Regions from separate parts of the Homo sapiens genome. Here regions 2 and 3 are each linked to region 1. The links are chromatin contacts, found by Hi-C or POLR2A ChIA-PET in ENCODE. All regions are on one chromosome and are shown on one strand. Each heading gives the region's core, a stretch centred on a gene start or an enhancer-like site at or near the end of the contact. The rest is flanking DNA. Distances are from core to core; before and after follow the strand shown.

Evidence for each region. Hi-C counts contacts between places; a loop is a spot of excess contacts on that map. ChIA-PET counts read pairs that join two places held with the same protein, here RNA polymerase II (POLR2A). Pooled maps may share reads with other maps.
Region 2: a loop to region 1 is called in a map of naive thymus-derived CD4-positive, alpha-beta T cell, with 20 times the contacts of the local background. The contact joins the promoter of LRRC41 here to the promoter of SPATA6 in region 1. A Hi-C loop is called at or near these places in 1 of 168 maps with a recorded cell type or tissue (naive thymus-derived CD4-positive, alpha-beta T cell) and 5 of 50 pooled maps. POLR2A ChIA-PET finds 5 or more read pairs at or near these places in 1 of 52 experiments (activated CD8-positive, alpha-beta memory T cell).
Region 3: a map of CD4-positive, alpha-beta T cell shows a loop between it and region 1 (10-fold over the local background). The contact joins the promoter of CDKN2C here to the promoter of SPATA6 in region 1. A Hi-C loop is called at or near these places in 1 of 168 maps with a recorded cell type or tissue (CD4-positive, alpha-beta T cell) and 13 of 50 pooled maps. POLR2A ChIA-PET finds 5 or more read pairs at or near these places in 1 of 52 experiments (WTC11).

What each region holds. Positions count from the first base shown.
Region 1 is chr1:48,470,904-48,473,649 of GRCh38, reverse strand. It overlaps SPATA6 (spermatogenesis associated 6), which reads left to right and starts at 1,446. Exons shown (of 13, transcript NM_019073.4): 1 at 1,446-1,692. The coding sequence starts at 1,642. LOC124904175 (a long non-coding RNA gene) reads right to left here. Exons shown (of 2, transcript XR_007066074.1): 1 at 2,698-2,746. RefSeq lists an enhancer at 1,115-1,164 and a silencer at 1,375-1,764.
Region 2 is chr1:46,302,133-46,304,992 of GRCh38, reverse strand. LRRC41 (leucine rich repeat containing 41) reads left to right here and starts at 1,377. Exons shown (of 10, transcript NM_006369.5): 1 at 1,377-1,869. The coding sequence starts at 1,671. It overlaps UQCRH (ubiquinol-cytochrome c reductase hinge protein), which reads right to left and starts at 1,295. Exons shown (of 4, transcript NM_006004.4): 1 at 1,173-1,295. The coding sequence starts at 1,226. RefSeq lists enhancers at 541-1,122, 1,123-1,706, 1,442-1,841 and silencers at 1,832-1,891, 1,942-1,991, 2,022-2,171, 2,522-2,591, 2,622-2,860.
Region 3 is chr1:50,968,909-50,971,781 of GRCh38, reverse strand. CDKN2C (cyclin dependent kinase inhibitor 2C) reads right to left here and starts at 1,537. Exons shown (of 2, transcript NM_078626.3): 1 at 1,285-1,537. The coding sequence starts at 1,413. RefSeq lists a silencer at 2,199-2,468 and an enhancer at 2,699-2,768.

The DNA.
Region 1 (2,746 bases), core at 197-2,696:
CATCCAAATATACAAAAGTTAAAAATCCAAACACAAATGTTGCTGATGATGTGGAAAAATAAGAACTCTTATACATAAGCACCAGAAACATAAATAGGTACACTACTTTGGAAAATGGTGTGGTCTTACTTTTTAAAGACCCACATGTGCAAAACCCTAATACCCAGCTAACCCACTCCTACGCTAGTACATGTGCATTAATAGACACAGACTTGTACTACAATGTTCACAACATTGTTAATAATAGCTAAAAATGAAAACAGTGTAAGTGATCATTGATAGTAGGAAGGATAAATCAATCTATATTGGAATACTGTCCAGCAATGGAAAAAACTTCAGCTACACAGCATCACCGGTGGCATAATATTAAGTGGGAGAAGCAAATCACAGAAGAATACATACAGTATTAATACCATTTATATACTATCAATACCGGAAAACATTAAACAATATCTTGTTTAGAAATGCATACATGAATGGCAAAAGGAAGAGAATTATTGTACAAAAGTCAGGGTAGTGGTTACTCCAGGGCGAGAAAGGCAATGTAATCGTTGGGGGCATTTTTCAGGTGCTGGTAATGTTTTATTTCTTAACCGGGTGCTAGTTGTACAGGTACTGTTCACATTATTATTAAGATAAACGTGTTTTATACACTTCTGCATGTATAATGTATTTTGCAATACAAATGATTTTTAACATGATTGGATTGGGCAATCTCTTAGGTTCTTTTTATCTTTGATGGTCTATTGTCAGGCCCTTCACAGCTGGACTTATTGTTGGCACCTCATTGACAGTTCCACTTAAGCAATATGCATTAAGACGCATACATGGGTGAATTAGACAGGAAAATTTGAAGGGAAAAGGGAACGCGCTAACAAAGGGAATCACAGAATAGGAGACTAGGAGTATGGACCATCTGATGCAAGCCCCTCTCCTCAGGGAGGCAACTGGGGTTTAACTTGAGAGCTCCTGGGTTCCAGTCCTGGTTCCGACTTTGATTTGGGCAAGTCTCTTCCCTAATTCCCAGTATCCTTATGCTGGCTTTGTAAACCGTGCCGTGAAATTTAAATAGGAGGACTAACAATAATTATTATTCTTTTACAATTGGGAAAACTGAGGCCACAGTGGGTCGCCACTAGCCCAAGGTGCCATCACCACGTTGTAACTCAGGGGTTCCCTCCGACGGCCTTACAGGAACTCCAACTCCCTGAACAGAGCACCGTCCCATTATACAAACAGCAGCTCCCTTTCGTCCGGCTTTGGGCGCAGTTTGACGTCACAGAAGAGCTGCCTTGCCTCACCCCGCCCCTTCGGAAGCCCCGCCCCCTGCCCGACTCCGCCTCGCTCGGCGTTCGTCAAGCTCCGCCTCCAGCGCTCGTCCCAGCGCGGGTAGCCCTGGAGTGCCCCGCGCGGCCTCTCTTCCGGCCCCGCCCCTCCTGGCTGCCATGACAACGAGTCTGCGCCCCGCGCTCAGCTGCTTCTCCGGCGGAACCCAGGCTGGACCGCGGGCCCCGGCCTGGGGGCCACTGCTGCCACCGCCGCCGCCACCTCGTCTCCTCCCCGTCCCCGCCCAGCCCCAGGTCTCCCCGCCTCACTCGGGCCCGTGGCCGGGGTCACTCCCCGCCGCCCCTCCCCGCACGGATGCCGAAGGTGAAGGCGCTGCAGTGCGCCCTGGCGCTGGAGATCAGCTCAGTGAGTACCGGTAGCGCCTCCCACCCCCGGGCATTGGCTCAGGGACTCCCTCAGTCACCTCCGAGAGCCCGGAACCACCCCCAAACCTCCTTCACCCTCCGAATCATCCCTAGGGAGCGTCGACCTCACGCCCCTTCGGTCCTGCCCCATCTTGTTCTCAGAAGCGCTCTCCCACTCCGGCCACGCAGAGGCCTGACCCCTGCTCCGCTATGCTGGCTTCAACCCGACTTCCAACTTGCGCGCTTTCAGATCGTTCCCAAATCACTTCAGAGTTCTTTCCTCGCTCCTAACTTTCCAGTGAGAGAGAGTGTATGTGCGCGGCGCGGGGGCTTTTCATTCCTCTTTCGGGCTCCAGTTCTCTTAGAGAATTATTGCCCCCGCCTTTCCCAAGTCTGGGGGTGGGCGTCGCATTTCCTCCCGAATCCCTGCAGGCACACCATTTCAGACCAGTTTCAAACCCGCATTAATGAAGGGGCCTTTCTTTATTCTGTCTTCGAAGGAGAATCTTCACATCCAACAACTGAAATGTGTCATTGCGCAAAGTACCTTGCCTTCCCTCCCAGGGCCTTACAGGAAAAACCCAACTCCTCAGAAATCACTTCAGGCCCCTCCCGTCCCCAGACCCTTCCGACTTTGTGCCAGCCATTGCAAGAAAGGCCCAGTCATTTTTATGAGGGAAACACCTCCTTCTCCAACCTTGCAACCCCACCCCTTCACTCTCCAGACTTGCTCAAGAGGATGCTTTCCTCCATCCTCCTGTGGAAGTCCAGCTGGGGCAGAGAACCCCACTCATCCAGTGAAGGGGCTGGACCTCTCCATGCTAGGAGAAAACTCTATTCCCCTTGTTGATCTCAGAAGACTTCCAAGGGTTTTGAACTTCTTCCCCTGCATTCTTTAGAGAACCCTCTCATTCCCCTGTTTAGAGGAATACTCCCGCTTGTCTGTTCTGGAGGAAATCTCCACAAGACCCTTTCCACACCCCGTTTTAGTCCTGCAGGCACAGACCTGTACGGAGTTTGGAACCAAAATTCACCATTCGGTCTCTTCGCTCCTT
Region 2 (2,860 bases), core at 128-2,627, 2.2 Mb after region 1:
AATTAAGGGATAAATAAGTCTCCAATTATTCTGAACCCACAGCCCAGAATGGCTGCCCCCAAGTGACCAGAGAACAGACGGACAGGAAATGAGATTAGAAACAACTAGTAGCTGTGTCGCAAAATTGATAAGAGTCCTGGTTCTAGAACCGCGCTGCTTGGCCGCAATTCCTGGCTGCACCAATTTGGTAGCTGCATGACCTTAGAAAAGATATTTAACCTCTATGCTTGTTTCCTCATCTGTAAAAATGGCACTAATAGTACCCAACACTTACTTCATAGGAATAGTGTGTAGATGAAATGAATTAGGGCCGGGCGCGGTGGCTCACGCCTGTAATCCCAGGACTTTGGGAGGCCGGGGTGGGCGGATCACTAGGTCAGGAGTTCGAGATCAGCCTGGCCAACAGAGTGAAACCCCCGTCGCTACTAAAAACACAAAAATTAGCCAGGCGTGGTGGCGGACACCTGTAGTCCCAGCTACCTGGGAGGCTGAGGCAGGAGAATCGCTTGAACCCAGGAGGCGGAGGTTGCAGCGAGCCGAGACCACGCCACTGCACTCCAGCCTGGGCGACAGAGCGAGATTCCATCTCAAAAAAAAAAAAAAAATTAATTAGTGCATATAAAGCACTTGGAATAGCAAGCAGTCAATAATTATAGCAGCACTCTTTCTCTGGGAAAGAGCTCCCTCTTCCATCACAGAATCACATCGTACATTCTTTCATTGTCCCCAAAGACACACACCTTCCTCAAAGAAAAGGAACACAAGGCCAGGTCTTCCGAACCTCCATAGAAGATGTGGTAGGGATTCCTAACCTGAGCTGGGGCAAGGCGGTCTGTTTGCTCCCCAAATCTGTGAAACGCGGGCTTCAGAACATCTGACTGACTGCAAACATAGGTCATATTTTTACAAGACTTTAGTCCACAAAACATTTTCGCTCTCAAACCTTCACTACATTCACAGAATGCAGAAGCCGAGGCCCAGAGAAAAACTAGTCATCTATCTGTCCAAAGTCACCGGACGAATTCTGGGGAAAGGTCGAGGGAACTAGAGCTCCCGACTATGCAAACCCTAGAGGGTAAACTGGGGGCTAAGAGGGCCCCGTGCGTGTTTTGGCGGGCTAGGTCCTGGGCTTCAGGGCAGAGAAGAGGGCCGAGTGGATCGCCTTGCCTTACCTCCTCAGGATCTCCGGATTCGGTAAGCATCTTTTGCTCGTCCTCCAGTCCCATGTCTGGCTACGGTTCTAGATTCAACACGAGCAGCAACAGCGGCACCTAACCCAGTTCAGGATCAAGAAGGACTTGTAAGGGTCACTCAGCGGAAATCCGGCGATCTGGCCGGAAGTGCGGCACACTCATCGTGGTCGCGAACACATGCTCAGATTGGCATGTACTACCAGCCGCAGGCAGAGGTTAGGGGTAGCTGATGTTTGCACCCGAGGAGGCTTTGCTAAGAAACATCCCCTTAGTCATACCACACCCAAGTATAATTGATCTAGGAGTTTATCTAAAATAGTAGCTCCTAAGAGACTTGGAAAGTGTGCTAATTTCTTCGAAATTTCTTTAGAATAATTCACATTCTTCCCCATATCGCTTATGGAGCCGTCCTAACTGCTGACCTTTTCAAGATGGCGGTCCGCGGGCGACACTCTCGGGCTCGCGCACCTCCCCAAGATGGCGGCGCCCGAGGCCTGGCGCGCCCGGAGTTGCTGGTTCTGTGAGGTAGCGGCGGCAACGACCATGGAGGCCACGTCCCGGGAGGCGGCGCCAGCGAAGAGCTCGGCCTCGGGCCCCAACGCTCCCCCCGCCCTGTTCGAGCTGTGCGGGCGGGCGGTGAGCGCCCATATGGGGGTTCTGGAGAGCGGGGTGTGGGGTAAGTCGCGGGGTGAGGGGCTACCTCTGGCTAAGAGCAAGGGGCGGCCCAGCGGCCGGGGGGCGCGGGGGGCGAGGCCGGGAGGCCCGGGGCAAGGCCCAGCCTGGGGCGCTGAAAGCCAGCTCGTAGGATCGGAGAATGAATTTTGTGACTGACAGGGCTGGACAGAGTAAAGACGGAGACCTAAATGGGCAGGCTGACCCGCACCGCGGCCTGGCTCGGGGGCGCGGGGGGCGAGGCCAGGAGGCCCGGTCTGGAGCGAAGCAGGCTGGGCCCGGGCGACTGAGGCTGGATTGCGGCTGTGGGCCGCGCGAACTGACACTCGGCTGGGCCGGGCAGGAGAGTCTCGGATGTCGAACCGGTGGGCAGCGATGGCCCGGCTGCCCTAGGGCAGGGGCCGAGGTTAGGAGGCCCGGCCTAAGGCAAGGCCAGGCCAGGCCCGGGGCCACCGAACCTGACTGATGGCCCCGGGGCTCCAGCATCTGCCTGACACGCCACGGGGGTCGAGATTCCGGAGGCCAAGCCGATGGGCGGAGGGGAGGACAGCAGATTGGAGAGCGAGGGAATGGGGCAGGGGGAGAGGCCGAACGAAAGGGTCGGGGCGCCGCGGCCTGTCTGACGGCCCAGGGCTGACGGGAGCGAACCGACAACCGGGGTCTCGGGTGCCAAACTGACTAAGCGACCGAGCGACCGTGCGACCCGCAGGACAGGGAGCGCCGGAGGCCACTCGGATCGGCTCGAGCGGCGAGGAGGGACCGGAGAGCGAGTGGAGGGGGGCCCGGAGCGGCTTAAACAAGCGAGGGAGGCTCGAATGACGGACAGGCGGGAAGGGCCAAGGAGGCCCCAAGCGGGGCGACGGCCCGGGGATCCCGGACTGCCGGGCTGCCGTGGCAGGGGGCGCGGCGCCGCCAAGAGGCCTTGGGCTGAATGGGAGTGAACGGGGGCCCCAGGCCTGAAGGCGGCCGGGACCAAAGGGCCGGGCCTGGATGGA
Region 3 (2,873 bases), core at 288-2,787, 2.5 Mb before region 1:
AATTTCCCAGTCTTCCTGTTCGTCAAAAATCCTGTAAAATCTTATCATGAACATGGGTTAAGTAGTTCATTCTTTGTGAAGTTTATATAATCTTTTGAGTTTTCAAAAGGAAACTTTTCAATATATTAAATTTGTTACTTTGCTATCATCACTAAACCTGTTCAAAACTACTAGGTAGAAAAAGGAAAAAAAATCATTACTTAATGTAGCAGCAATAACAAGATAAATAATTTAGTATCTGTGCATAAACTTCCTTAATACTGAAATTTTTGCAAGGCCAGTGTATTCTGACTGAAAATGTACAGACTGTATGGACTTTGTTTGTTAATAGTATATCTCTTGGCACTTAAATTTTTAATTCTTGTAACCGAAACAAAGCCCTCTAAAAACCCTCTCCCCACTGGGTTTTCAAAAACAGCTTCAAGTGTTGCATTTCCAAATAAGAATAGCTCATAAGAATATCATCAGAACTCTGATAAAGCAACTATTTTAAACTATTTTGTCATTTTTCTGTTTCTAAGCCTTTCACCTAAGTTACATGATAACATTCAGAAGAGGAAAAAAATTATCAGGTACAATACTTGGCAGCTGGACATGTGTCAATTGTTGCCTGTAAATCTAATTACTGAAAATTAGAGCACACCACGGCATGACCGTAGAGACAAAGACACTGCAGCTGAGCTCTGATTAGAAAATTCAACTTTTTATTCCTCCCGACTCCTGAATGAGTGGATGGTATTACATTAACTGTAAAATGTACATCCTGTCCCGGTGCCCAGGCCACCCATTCCAAACGAGGAAAGGTCGTTTGTCAAAACTTGAAGCATTTGAAGGAAAAACACCCTCATCAGTAGTCAAGAAAATTAACGTTAAAGTCTATTATTGGGGGCAAAGTACGTAAAACCACTAATAGCAGTGTATTTACTTCAAATAATAATCATAATAATGTGTTTACAGAGCTGTCTTTAAAAACAAAACAAAACAAACAAACCTCGGCCCTACACTGACTACTTTAAAATCCCCACCGTCACAAAAACATTCCAAAAACTAAGACCAAATCTGGACCCCACTTGATATCAAGGATGTTATTGGATTTGAGGAGTTTGTTCAAAGTACGTCATTTTGAGAAGTTGCATCCACTTAAAGATATAAAATATGGCAACCAACTAGGTTTAAAAACAGTGAAATTTTATGTCCCTGAAAGCTTAAAAGCTGTAAATCTAGAAACCCGGGTCACGTAGGCAACATTATTGACTTGTTTTCCCCACCTCTCTTAATACCAACCTGCAGCGCAGTCCTTCCAAATCCATTTTGTGCATTGACGTTTACATTATTTTGCAACAAACTAGTAAGTTGCTCTAGGTCCCCCCTGGCAGCTGCGGACGCCAACTCGTTCCCCCAAGGCTCGGCCATTCTTTAGGGTCCTGACGATCAGGAAAAGATGAATTAGTCGTTTTTCTTTTTCCCCTTTCCTTTGCTCCTAACCAGGCTGCATGATGGCATCGGAGACTGACAGAAGGACTGGGATGGTTAATCTGGAGTAGAGCTTGGTAGTAAATACTAGTAAGATCTGCCTGCCAAAAGCCCGCCCCTCGATTCACACGTGATTATTCAGCAAAACTGAGCCATTGGAGAGGGGCTCCTCGCCTCGCTTTTTTAGCTTAACCCCTATGAAGAATTCTGACGACTCCACAGAGAGACACACAGACACACATACATTCCTGGTTAATGACTCCGGACGTCAGATGTAGGCAGAGCTGTCACGTACCTACGCTACAGATCTCTGTGAGGAGTGTGTGTGGAGACTCAAGGGACTATAGATCGGGGCAGAAAATACCGCGGAAGGAAAGACATTCAGGGGGAAGAAAAGGCATTCACCCACCCTTGTTCACGGTGGTGACTTGAGCCGTGTGAGGCAGAACTGCAGGGGCAGGTCCTCCAGGGGGCTCGGTTTCCATCCGTCTCGCCGAAGGGATAGTCCTGGGTCCTCCGCTGCTGGGAGAGCGCCGCGGTGGCTGGATGCTGACGTGCTCCGGAGGGTTAAAAGATGATCGCCAAAGGCGAACGGGAGTAGCAGTTCGGTGGCCCTCAAGTTACAGGTCGTAACGATTGCCCAGTGCTCTGGGCTTCTCCAGAAGAGCCTTTGGTCGCGTCCGGGCCAAGCCGTGGGCTAATGCCGCTCAGGAAAGCTCCGGAGCCCGCCCGCCAGGCAGCCGCAGCCCCGCCGAGCCTCAGAGGCCGTGGGAGCCGGGCTCGGCGCGCGTCTCCGGAGGCTGCCGGGCGTGCGGCGGGCCCCCGAGAAGCCCGTCATGCCGGCCCCGCCAGGTCCCGGGACTCCCGGCAGCCCGAGGAAGGAGAGTGATGCGGAAAGCGTCTACGGAGCCCGGACTGCTGGGGCAGCTCGCGGCAGCATTGCGGCTGCACTGGGCAGCCCCCCCGGGAACTTCCCGCCTACGACCGAGCTCGTTCAGGCTTTCTGCTGTAGGCACTCATTGAGCTGCTGCCGCCGCTGTCCTTTCCTTCCTTTCCCGGTTTTGTGGGGGCCTCTGGAGATGGGGAGAGTCCTGGGAAACGTAGGCCAAGTTCTGAGTAGGGAGAGTCGCCGCAGTTCCGGGGCAGCCAGTCCGGTCGCCGTCTCGGCGAGCGCTCAGCAGCCTCGGCGCCCGGTGCCACTTTGCCACCTCTCGCGGTCCCCGGCCTGTGCCCCTTTGCTGCGGACAGGGCAGCCGCCAGCCAGCTGTGCCCTGGAGCAGAGCCTGGCAGCACTGCTTCCTCCTTGGCCGCACCGCTCCCAGTGACAGTTTCTTTTGTAGCTGATCCCCCCCTAGATCGCCGGTCCCTGCTCCTTTCACCCCTACAGGCACTTGCGTGTC